Regions from separate parts of the Homo sapiens genome. Here region 2 is linked to region 1. A link is a loop called in an ENCODE intact Hi-C map of the cell type or tissue named here. Cell type or tissue: OCI-LY7. All regions are shown on one strand. Each heading gives the region's core, and the rest is flanking DNA. Links, peaks and the distances in the headings are about the cores only.

Region 1 (5,379 bases), core at 158-5,157:
ATATGTTTTCACTTCCCTCAGTTATACACCTAGGAATGGAATTGCTGGGTCATGAGGTGGACTGTATGTTCGAGCATTTGGGAACTGCTAGGCTGTTTTCCAAAGTGGCAGCACCACTTTGCATTTTCACCATCAGTGCGTGAGGTTTCCAATTTCTCAACATCCCAACCCACACTTGTTATTATCTGATGATAGCCATTTTAGTGGGTGTAAAGTAGCACCTCACCGTGGTTTTGATTTGCTTTTCCTGATGATGTTGAGCTCCTTTTTAAATTTGAGACAGGGTCACTCTATTACCCAGGCTGGAGTATAATGGCACGATCACAGCTCACTGCAGCCTTGACCTCCTGGGCTCAAGCGATTCTCCTGCATCAGCCTCCTGAGTAGCTGGGACTATAAGTGCACACCACCACACCCAGTTAATTGTTTTTATTTTTTGTAGAGATGGGGGTGTTACTGTGTTGCCCAGGCTGGTCTCAAACTCCTGGGATCAAGCGATCCTCCTGCCTTGGCCTCCTGAAGTGCTGGAAGTACAGGCATAAGCCACCGCACCCAGCCTGAGCAGCTGGTTGGTCACTTGTATTTCTTCTTCAGAGAACTGTCTATCCAAGTCCTTTGCTCATTTAAAAACTGGATAGTTGTGTTGTTATTATTAAGTTGTAATTGTTGTATATTCTAGATATAGTTCCCTTATCAGATATATGACTTGCAAAAATTTTCTTTCATTCTGTGGATTTTCTTTTCACTTTCTTGATGGTGTCCTTTAAAACATGAAAGTTTTAAATTTGATGATGTCTAGTTTATCTGTTTTTGGTTTCATTGCATCTACTTTTGTGTCATAGCTAAGAAACTACCACCTAAACCAATGTCAAGGAGATTTACATCTGTGGTTTCTATTTTTTTTTTTAATTTTAGAGATGGAGTCTCGCACTGTCGCCTGGGCTGGAGTGCAGTAACTTGATCTTGACTCACTGCAACCTCCACCTCCCGGGTTCAAGTGATTCTCCTGCCTCAGCTTCCCGAGTAGCTGGGATTACAGGCGCCCACCACCATGCCCAGCTAATTTTTTGTATTTTTAGTAGAGATGGGTTTCACCATGTTGGCCATGCTGGTCTCAAACTCCTGACCTTGTGATTCACCTGCCTTGGCCTCCCAAAGTGCTGGGATTACAGGCATGAGCCACCGCGCCTGGCCTACATCTGTGGTTTCTTAGAGTTTCATAGATTAGCTCTTACATACAAGTTTTTGATCCATTTTGAGTTAGAGTTATTACTTTTTTTTGAAGTTGAGTTTCACTCTTGTCACCCAGGCTGGGGTGCAGTGGCGCAATCTTGGCTCACTGTAACCTCCACCTCCTGGGTTCAAGCAATTCTTCCGCCTCAGCCTCCTCAGTAGCTGGGATCACAGGTGCCCGCCACCACACCCGGCTAATTTTTATATTTTTAGTAGAGATGGGGTTTCACCATGTTGGCCAGGGTGATCTTGAACTCTTGACCTCAGGTGATCCACCCACCTCAACCTCCCAAAATGTTGGGATTACAGGCGTGAGCCACTGCGCCCAGCGGAGTTAATTTTTGTATATGGTGTGGTGTGAGGCAAGGATACAACTTCATTCTTTTTTTTTTTTTTGGAGACAGGGTCTCTCACTCTTTTGTCCAGGTTGGAGTGCACTGGTGGGATCACAGCTCACTGCAGCCTCGACTTCCCCAGGCTCAGGTGATCCTCCCGCCTCAGCCTCCCAAGCAGCTGGGACTACAGGCACACACCACCATGCCAGGCTAGTTTTTGTATTTTTTGTAGAGATGAGGTTTTGCCATGTTGCCCAGGCTGGTCTCAAACTCCTAGACTCAAGTGGTCCACTCACCTCTGCCTCCCCAAGTGCTGGGATTACAGGAGGGAGCCACTGTACCCAGAAACTTCAGTCTTTTGTGTGTGGATATCAGGTTGTCCCTTTATCATTTATTGAAAAGACTAGTTTTTTTTCTGTTTTGTTTTTTGTTTTGAGACAGAGTTTTGCTCTTATTGCCCAGGCCGGAGTACAGTGGCACAATCTCGGCTCACTGCAACCTCTGCCTCCCGGGTTCAAGCGATTCTCCTGTCTCAGCCTCCTGAGTAGCTGGGATTACAGGCAAGCACCACCACGCCCAGCTCATTTTGTATTTTTAGTAGAGACAGGGTTTCTCCATGTCGGTCAAGCTGGTCTTGAACTCCCAACCTCAGGTGATCTGCCTGCCTCGGCCTCCCAAAGTGCTGGGATTACAGCCGTGAGCCACCGTGTCCGGACAAAAAGACTAGTTTTTTTCTCATTGGATTGTCTTGACGTAGATTAATATTTTATTATATCTACTGTATCACATATCTGTCAATCTTTCCATTCCTCTGTTCATCCAACAATCTAACTTATTTTTTGATGCATTTGAAAAAGTAAGCTGTAGACACTAGAACACTTCCTTCCAACACTTCAACATGTATATCACCAACTGGAGTTCAGCATTTGTCCATAATGTTTTTAATGTAAAATTCACATATAATGAAATTCACAGATCTTAAGTGTACCATTTGATGAGTTTTGACAAAATGCATTCACCTGTACAATGCAAATCTCTATCAAAATATAGAACAGCACCACCACACCAGAAAGTTCCCTCATGCGCACTTATTTTTATGTATTTATTTTTGACAAATGCATGTACGCGTGTAGACACCACCCTAATGAAGACATAGAACATTTCCATCCCTTAAGAAAGTTTCCTTTCACATCTTTGCAGTCAACCTTGCCTATCCCACCTCATTTCTACCACTATATATTAGTTTTGCCTGTTATAGCAGTTCATATAAATGAAATCATGCGATACGTACCAATTTGTGACCAGCTGATTTCACTTCTGATTAGGATTTTGAAAACAACATAGAGCAGAATAAAAAATAATAAAATAAATAGCTGCTTGCAGGGTGAAATACTGCTTTGTAGATCTTTGTTTCAGATAGATAGAGGATAGATTTTTGTGTATGTGTGTGTGTCTGTATGTGTGTATGTGTGTCTGTGTGTGTGTGAGAGAGAGAGAGAGAGAGAGAGAGAGAGGCCAGGCCTGCTGGCTCATGCCAGTAATCCTAGAACTTTGGGTGGCCAAGGCAAGCAGATTGCTTGAGCTCAGGAGTTCGGCCTGGGCAACATGGGGAAACCCTGTCTCTACAAAACATACAAACAAATTAGCTGGGCATGGTGGTGCACCCCTATAATCCCAGCTACTGTGGGGGCTGAAGCAGGAGGATCACTTGAACCTGGGAGGTTGAGGCTGCAGTGAGCCAAGATGGCGCCACTGCACTCCAGCCTGGGCAACAAAGTGAGACCCTGTCTCAAGTAAGTAAATAAATAAATGAGAGAGAGAGAGAGAGATTGTGTACCGGGGCAAAAGAGAACATGTGTTTCTTCCCATGGGTTATAATAAAAACTGTTTAAAAGCTATTGATCCAAAAGTTCTAGATCAGAACCCTGTCTTGTCGCCCTCCCCCACTGGCTGCCTTGATCCCATATCAATGACCACAGTACTTGCTCTTCCCTTTAGGTCCTCACCAGTGCCAACCCTTCACCACTGCCTACTTATCCATCAGGTGCCTGCTTGGTTTACCCTTCCTCTAGAAAACCTGTGTTCCCAAATTTCCCTCTCAGACCCAGTACCAAGTTGTATCCTAATTATTTGGCCTCTCTTTCCTCCAGCTGACAGGGACTGTGTTTCGTTCATCTTTGCAGTCCCTAGCTCCTGGGATGTGATGACATGTAACAGGCATCAATAAATATTCACGGAATGAATGAATGAATGAATGAATGAATCCCAGAGTTCCAGGTGACAGGGTTTGAAACAAACCAGCCTGATTATTTTCCAAGGCTCCCTTCCTACTTATTTTATTGTCCTATACACCTTCTTTTTTTTTTTTTTTTTGAGATGGCGTCTTGCTCTGTTGTCCAGGTTGGAGTGCAATGGTGCAATCTCGGCTCACTGCAACCTCTGCCTCCCAGGTGCAAGCGTTTCCCCTGCCTCAGCCTGCCAAGCAGCTGGGACTGCAGGTGCTTACCACCACGCCCGGTTAATTTTTTTGTTTTTTTTTTTTTTGGTATTTTAGTAAAGACGGGGTTTTTACCATGTTGGCCAGGATGGTCTTGATCTCCTGACCTCGTGATCCGCCCGCCTCGGCCTCCCAAAGTGTTGGGATTACAGGCGCGAGCCACCGCGCCCAGCCTCCTATACACCTTTGACTTCTTAACCATCATGTTCTATAACCTCCTTCAATTGCCCTGAGACCTTATTAGCCTTTCCCTTTTTCCTCTCTCCACCCCCAATATTAGTGCTTTCATCATGGCTACTTCCTCCCAGCCACGCTGTGGCAAACAAGGGCAGTTTGTCATCATGAGGTCACATAATATCCTTATATGAATGACTTTGCCCCAGAACCCTCCCCCGTCTTGCCAAAGGGATGTTAATTCTGTGACTGTGGATATGAGAGGAGGGGTGTGTGTGTGTGTGTGTGTGTGTGTGTGTGTGTGTGTGTAGCAGGATACATTCTTATCGTTAAAGCATATTTTTTAACTTGGAAATTCTATGTTAGCAGCTATGTCAGGTCCTGTATCTTCTTTTTGCAGAGGGTCACATTTGCTGACAACAAGTACATCTTGCTGAAATAAATTTCTGGGTTTTTGTTGTTGTTGTTGTTTTGTTTTTTGTTTTGGGACAGAATCTTGCTCTGTCACCCAGGCTGGAGGCCAGTGGCGCCATCTTGGCTCACTGAAACCTCCACCTCCTGGGTTCATGCGATTCTCCTGCCTCAGCCTCCCAAGTAGCTGGGACTACAGGTGCATGCCACCACCATGCCCGGCTAATTTTTGTATTTTTAGTAGAGACGTGGTTTCACCATGTTGACCAGAATGGTCTCGACCTCTTGACCTCATGATCCACCCGCCTCAGCCTCCCAAAGTGCTGGGATTACAGGCATGAGCCACCACACCTGGCTGCTGAAATAAATTTCTAATAAGACAGCTCTCTCACCAAAAAGCAAATGTGTTTTAAGAGACAAATGCCAGAGCAAGTGAAGAAGAGAGGCTAAAGGGTTAGAACATTTCCATCTCCTAAGAAAGTTTTATTTCACTTCTTTGCAGTTGACCTTGCCCCACCCATCTCATTTCTACCACCATAGATTAGTTTTACCTGTTTCAATGTCATGAATTGAATGAAGCAATTCCATTTCTCAGTATTTTTCCTAAGGAGATAAACAAGAGCACAAAGATAAATGGTCATGATGTTCATCACAGTGCTATTTAAGATAAGAAAAAATAGGAAACAGCTGGCTCACACCTGTAATCCCGGTACTTTGGGAAGCTGAGGC
Region 2 (5,379 bases), core at 89-5,088, 120 kb before region 1:
GAGATAAACAATATTATTATTCTCATTTTACAGATGAGGAAATTGAGGCAGAGGGAGGTTAAGCTACTTTCCCAAAGTCTCATGGCTTATTTGTGATAGGCCAAGATTGAGGCCAAGCAGTCTAACTGGGTTCAGCTCTTAACCACTCAAGTATACTGTTTCTCTAAGGCTATTTAGTGGCACGTAATAGAGGCACCTAACCTGGTCTTGGGGGACAGAGGAGCAAGGGAAGTTTGCCTGGAAGCACTGTTGTCTACCTTAAGGCCTAAAAGATCAGTAAGAGACAATGAGGTGAAGAGATGGGAAAAGAATGATCTTGGCAGAGGGAACAGGATGTACAAAGGCCTGGAGGTGAGAGAAAGCTACAGCTAGCACCACTCATTTTTCTGAGCTGTTTCAAATATGAAAGTTTATGGAGAGTATAAAAATATAAGCTGGGTATGGTGACATGCACCTGTAGTTCCAACTACTCAGAAGGCTAAGGCTGGGAGATCGCCTGAGCCCAGGAGTTCAAGGTCAGCCTGGGCAACGTAGTGAGACCTCATCTCAAAAAAAAAAAAAAAAGAAAGAAAGAAAGAAAGAAAAAAGAAAAAGAAAAATATAGATCACAAGGGAAGCTGTCTTTTCTTTTTTGCTTACTATGTGTGTATTAGTCAGGATAAGTAATACTAGCTGCTGTAACAAACAAACTTACTATGTGCATATTAGTGAGGATAAGTAATACTAGCTGCTGTAACAAACAAATCACAAAATGTCAAAGATTTACGTGCTAACTGTTGATTTCTCCCTTATGAAGAGTCCCACGTGGAGATTCCCAGCAGCCATCCATGTTGAGCTTCCGATGCTGCTACTCACAAACCAGGCTCCTTCTATCTGTGGATCTGCCATCTTTGAGGGCAAGCATCAGCAAACTGTTCTATAAAGAGCCAGATAATAGAAGTTTTTGCCTTTGTAGGTCACAGGGTCTCTGACACAGTGAGTGTACTCTGCCCTTACGGCACAAATGCACCAACAGGGAATACACAAATGAATGGATGTGGCTGTGTTCCAGTAGAACTTTACTTATGAAATCAGACCACAGGCAGAATCTAGCTCATGCACCATAGTGTGCCAACCCTGTCTTGGGTATTAGAGTCTTCTGCCGAATCCTCACATCCAGCCAGCAGTCAGGGGAAGAGTAGAAGGGGACTCGTGGGGAAGGTTTCAGTAGATCAAGTCTGGAAGTAATGACATTACTCACGCCTGCATTCTGCTGGCCAGAACTTGGTCACATAGCCACATATGACAGCAACGTGGGCTGGAAAATATAGATTATGTACCCAGGAGGAAAAGGAAAGGGACTTTGGTGAATGCACAGGAGTCCCTGCCATGCACACTTTATGTATTAATACATCCTCTCACTCACTAAGAGATAGGAAGGAAGAAGTTATAAGTGGCCCCATTATACAGGTGAGCATATTGAGGCTTGAGGAGGCCTAGAGACTAGCTGGGGTCACAGAGTCAGTGGAAATGTCTGTCTATAATTAACCTCCACAAGCAGAGTCTTGAGGGTGAAGATAAAAAGGCACGTAACTCGGGCTGGGCACAGTGGCTCACCCCTGTAATCCCAGCACTTTGAGAGGCCGAGGCAGGTGGATCACGAGGTCAGGAGTTCAAGACCAGCCTGGCCAATATGGTGAAACCCTGTCTCTACTAAAAATACAAAAATTAGCTGGGCATGGTGGTGCGTGCCTGCAGTCCCAGGTACTTGGGAGGCTGGGGCAGAAGAATCACTTGAACCTGGGAGTCAGAGGCTGCAGTGAGCCGAGATCACACCACTGTACCCCAGCCTGGCTGACAGTGACAAAGCAAGGCTCTGTCTCAAAAAAAAAAAAAAAAATGGCAAGTAACTCAATCTTAGGGGAGGGGAACTCCACAAAGGACCATGAGTTTGGGCTAAAACCTGCCTAAGCCACAAACCTAGGTGCTGTGCTGATTTTTCCCTGTCCCTCACCTAATACAGCTTGTAAATCCAGGCAAGAGGGTCCCCACACCTTGGAGGACACTGGGCGGCTCCCCCCAGACCCCCACATCCTAGCACAGAACCCAGGGAAGTCAGAAAAGACCTGATGCAAACCTGGCCTTTCAGGTCACTATGAAGAGAGATTTCTCAGGGCAGGAGGACAGAACGGATTTCATGTCATAGTGTTGTTAGCTTGATATATAACTTGTAAATATTGCACACAGGGTATGTGAACCTCCATTTACACACAAGCCTCAACCTGCCAAGAGTGGGGTTGAGGGTTGCTCTTGGTGCCCCCAGGCACAAGGCAGTGACCCTGAAGCCAGACCACCTGGATCTGAACCTCAGCTCTGCCACTGCCCAGCTGTGGGCTCTCGAGTAATTTACTTAGCCCTTTTGTCTCAGTTTCCCCATGTTAAAATGGAGATAATAACAGTTCTAACCTCATAGGGTTGTGGTGGGGATTTAACTGAGTTAAAATTTGAAAAGCGACCCGGCATGGTGGCTCATGCCTGTAATCGCAGCACTTTGGGAGGCCAAGGTGAGAGAATCACTTGAGCTTAGGAGTTCAAGACCAGCCTGGGCAACACGGCAAGACCCCTGTCTCTATAAAATATTAAAAAATTAGCCAGGTGGTGGCGCACCCTGTAGTCCCAGCTACTAGGAGGCTGAGGATGGAGGATTGCTTGAGCCCAGGAGTTTCTTCAATCTGGCAGACAGAGCAAGACCTTGTCCTAACAAAATAATAATAATTTGAAAAGCACTTAGAATTGTGCCTGGCATGAGTAAAGGTTCTGTTAAATAAATAAATTGCCCCCTGCCCAGCCCGCTGCTGCAGATCCCAGCCTCTCCGTTCATCTGGAGGGCAACATCAAGTGAGTAACCAATGTCATCAGCTTGTGGCATTTCTTCTCTCTCTGAAAGTCATAGCCCTGAGGTGGCAGTTACTGTCTCTTGCTGGTCCTGCAAAGCAACCTGTTCAAATGCCAACTGCCACATGTCACCTTAGCTGGCAGAAGTTGTTCCACCTGGTAATAGCCCAGAAATTATGATGCTTTGCTGTTCTACACGAAAGTACAGGCTGGGGCTATTTGTAAGCTTTGGCACCTGCCACTCTAGGCAAAGCAGATGGCAGAGATAAAAATCCAGGGCCAGGCAGGCTGATAAAGAGCTGGCCTTCATTACACAGGATGCGGTTGAAATGCATCAGCTCTTTCCTGCCTGCAGACGGATCCACCTGCCCTCCCGCGCCTGGCTGAGGAGGGGCGCAACGGATGGAGTATATTATCTCTTCTGTCTCATTCAGCTTCTGGTGAATGGAAAGAGATGGGCAGGAGGCGACCCAGGAAGGGGCTCAAGGTCAACCTCAGCCTCAGTCCAACCCTAAAATCCTCCCCCAGATTCCAGACCCTGGACCCCATCACTCCTCAAGTAAGGAGGAGATATTAATTGGTCCATTCTGGTTGAAGGTCAATGTCATAGATCAGGTGGTTCTCAGGCAGGGCTGCATATTAAAATGACCTGGGAGATTTTTATAAAGTGCTTGTGTTCTGACCTTACTCCATGAAAGTGAATCAGACCCTCTTAGGGTGGGGACCTGACATTGGTCATTTTTAAAATCTCACCAGGTGATTCAAATGCGCAGTCACGGGTGAAAGCCTTGGACCTAGATTTTAATTCTGATTAAACCTTCACTATCATATACCTGCTCTGGCCAGGCTGTGGTATTTTATTTCATCCTCACAGATAATCTGACAAGATGGGTCTTATCATCTTGGTATTACAATAAACCAAGGCTCAGAAGAGAAGCGATTCAGCAGATGCACCTGAGAGCAAGCGCTTAACTGGAGCAATACCCTGAGAATGACGCTATGGTCTAAGAAGAATGTGTGTTCAGAGTTCCACGCTAAGGAATCTGGGAGTGGCCAACGTGCAGATTCATTCCTTATCTACGAGGAACATCTGAAACCCAGCCCATCCCATGAAACATAGGCCATACAGGGGATGGAGGCTCTTTGTTTTGGGTTAAATGAAGGTTGTCAGGAGGAGGCTGTTAGGGGTGCTAGTGCACTAAGTGAAATTGCTAGAGTGCTAAGTGGAAATACTATATAATCTGCAAGCTTTTTACAAATGGTAGTGGTTCTCCTGTCTAGCCCGCCACTACTGGACTGCCCAGTATGTAAGTCCCCTTAATAAACCCTATATCTTGTTTGCTGGTTCCAGTTCTCTTCTTCAGCCTCTTTTTATTTTATTTTATTTTTTTGAGACGGAATCTCACTCTGTCGCCCAGGCTGGAGTGCAGTGGCAAGATCTCGGCTCACTGCAACTTCGCCTCCCAGGTTCAAGCCATTCTCCTGCCTCAGCCTTCTGAGTAGCGGGGATGAGAGGTGCCCGCCAACACACCCAGCTAATTTTTGTATTTTTAATAGAGACCGGGTTTCACCATGTTGGCCAGGCTGGTCTTGAACTCCTGACCTCAAGTGATCCGCCCACCTTGGCCTCCCAACATGCTAGGATTAGCATGCAAGCCACCGCACCCAGCCCTTGGGCCTCTTGAACACGGTGCCATCCTTACTGAAATCAATTGAAGTCTGGCACAACACCAAGGTCACACAGCCAAAAGCAGCAGCAATAGTCTTAAAACTCCACCTTCAGGGTCCCCTGTCACCTCTAACTTAGCTTCCCACGCCTAGAGTATGGGAGCCTGATTGACAATGTTCACCTTACTGTCCTCAGGTTTTTCCATTCTGCTTCTCCCCTCTTCTTCTGTGGAAGCCCAGGAAACACTGTGCTGAGGAATTAGGAGGCCTGGGATTGAATGCCAGTTCCACAGCTTTGCAACTATGTTAATAACATCTCCTTCTGGGGTTTAAAGGGCATCAGTGCATGCAAAGAGCCTAGGTGGAGGCCACCATGTGGTCAGCGAATCTCATTTCCAGTTTCCTCCAGGGACCCAGATAGACTACACATCTCCCAGCCTTCCTTGCAGTCAGGCGTGATCATGTGACCAAGTTACGGCCAGTGGAAGTGAGCAGAAGTGACATCATCGCTTCCAGACCCCGCCCATTAGAGCCTCCCACATGAGCTCCCTCTCTTCCAGACTCTGCTGGTTGGATGAAGTGGATTCACTTTCCTCATCTGTAAAATGGGATGATGAGGATCACACACACGGTGAGGCAGGAACGAGTGGATCATGTGAAGCACTTGTTCGCAGTGCCCTGCACAGTCAACAAGGTAAAAGCATGAGCTATTATTCTCTCCACCTGACAGAGGAAGCAAGGATGGACACTCTCTCCTCCCATGCCCCCACTATCCCTCCTCCTCAGATACAGCAACTCTGTAGGGCCAGGGATGTGCTTGTGAATGGGACTGGCTTC

What was found. Peaks named below come from ENCODE experiments on the same cell type or tissue, not always from the same donor. Only the 100,000 strongest peaks of a DNase experiment are listed, where the experiment ranks them.
Region 2: a loop joins it to region 1, with 3 times the contacts of the local background. A loop is called at or near these places in 3 of 110 quality-filtered maps.

The regions. Positions count from the first base shown.
Region 1 is chr16:27,295,650-27,301,028 of GRCh38, forward strand. No RefSeq gene overlaps it. Among named protein-coding and RNA genes, the nearest start is that of IL4R, 16 kb to the right of the region's middle. In OCI-LY7, for the core only: a CTCF peak has its summit at 2,706; DNase peaks (open chromatin) are centred at 2,662, 4,042 and 4,382; H3K4me3 peaks cover 1,673 bases; H3K27ac peaks cover 4,544 bases.
Region 2 is chr16:27,171,064-27,176,442 of GRCh38, forward strand. It overlaps LINC02129 (long intergenic non-protein coding RNA 2129), which reads right to left. Exons shown (of 4, transcript NR_170200.1): 2 at 767-916. Among named protein-coding and RNA genes, the nearest start is that of LINC02129, 2.8 kb to the right of the region's middle. In OCI-LY7, for the core only: CTCF peaks have their summits at 2,634 (motif pointing right), 2,835 and 3,336; a DNase peak (open chromatin) is centred at 3,148; H3K4me3 peaks cover 1,063 bases; H3K27ac peaks cover 3,367 bases.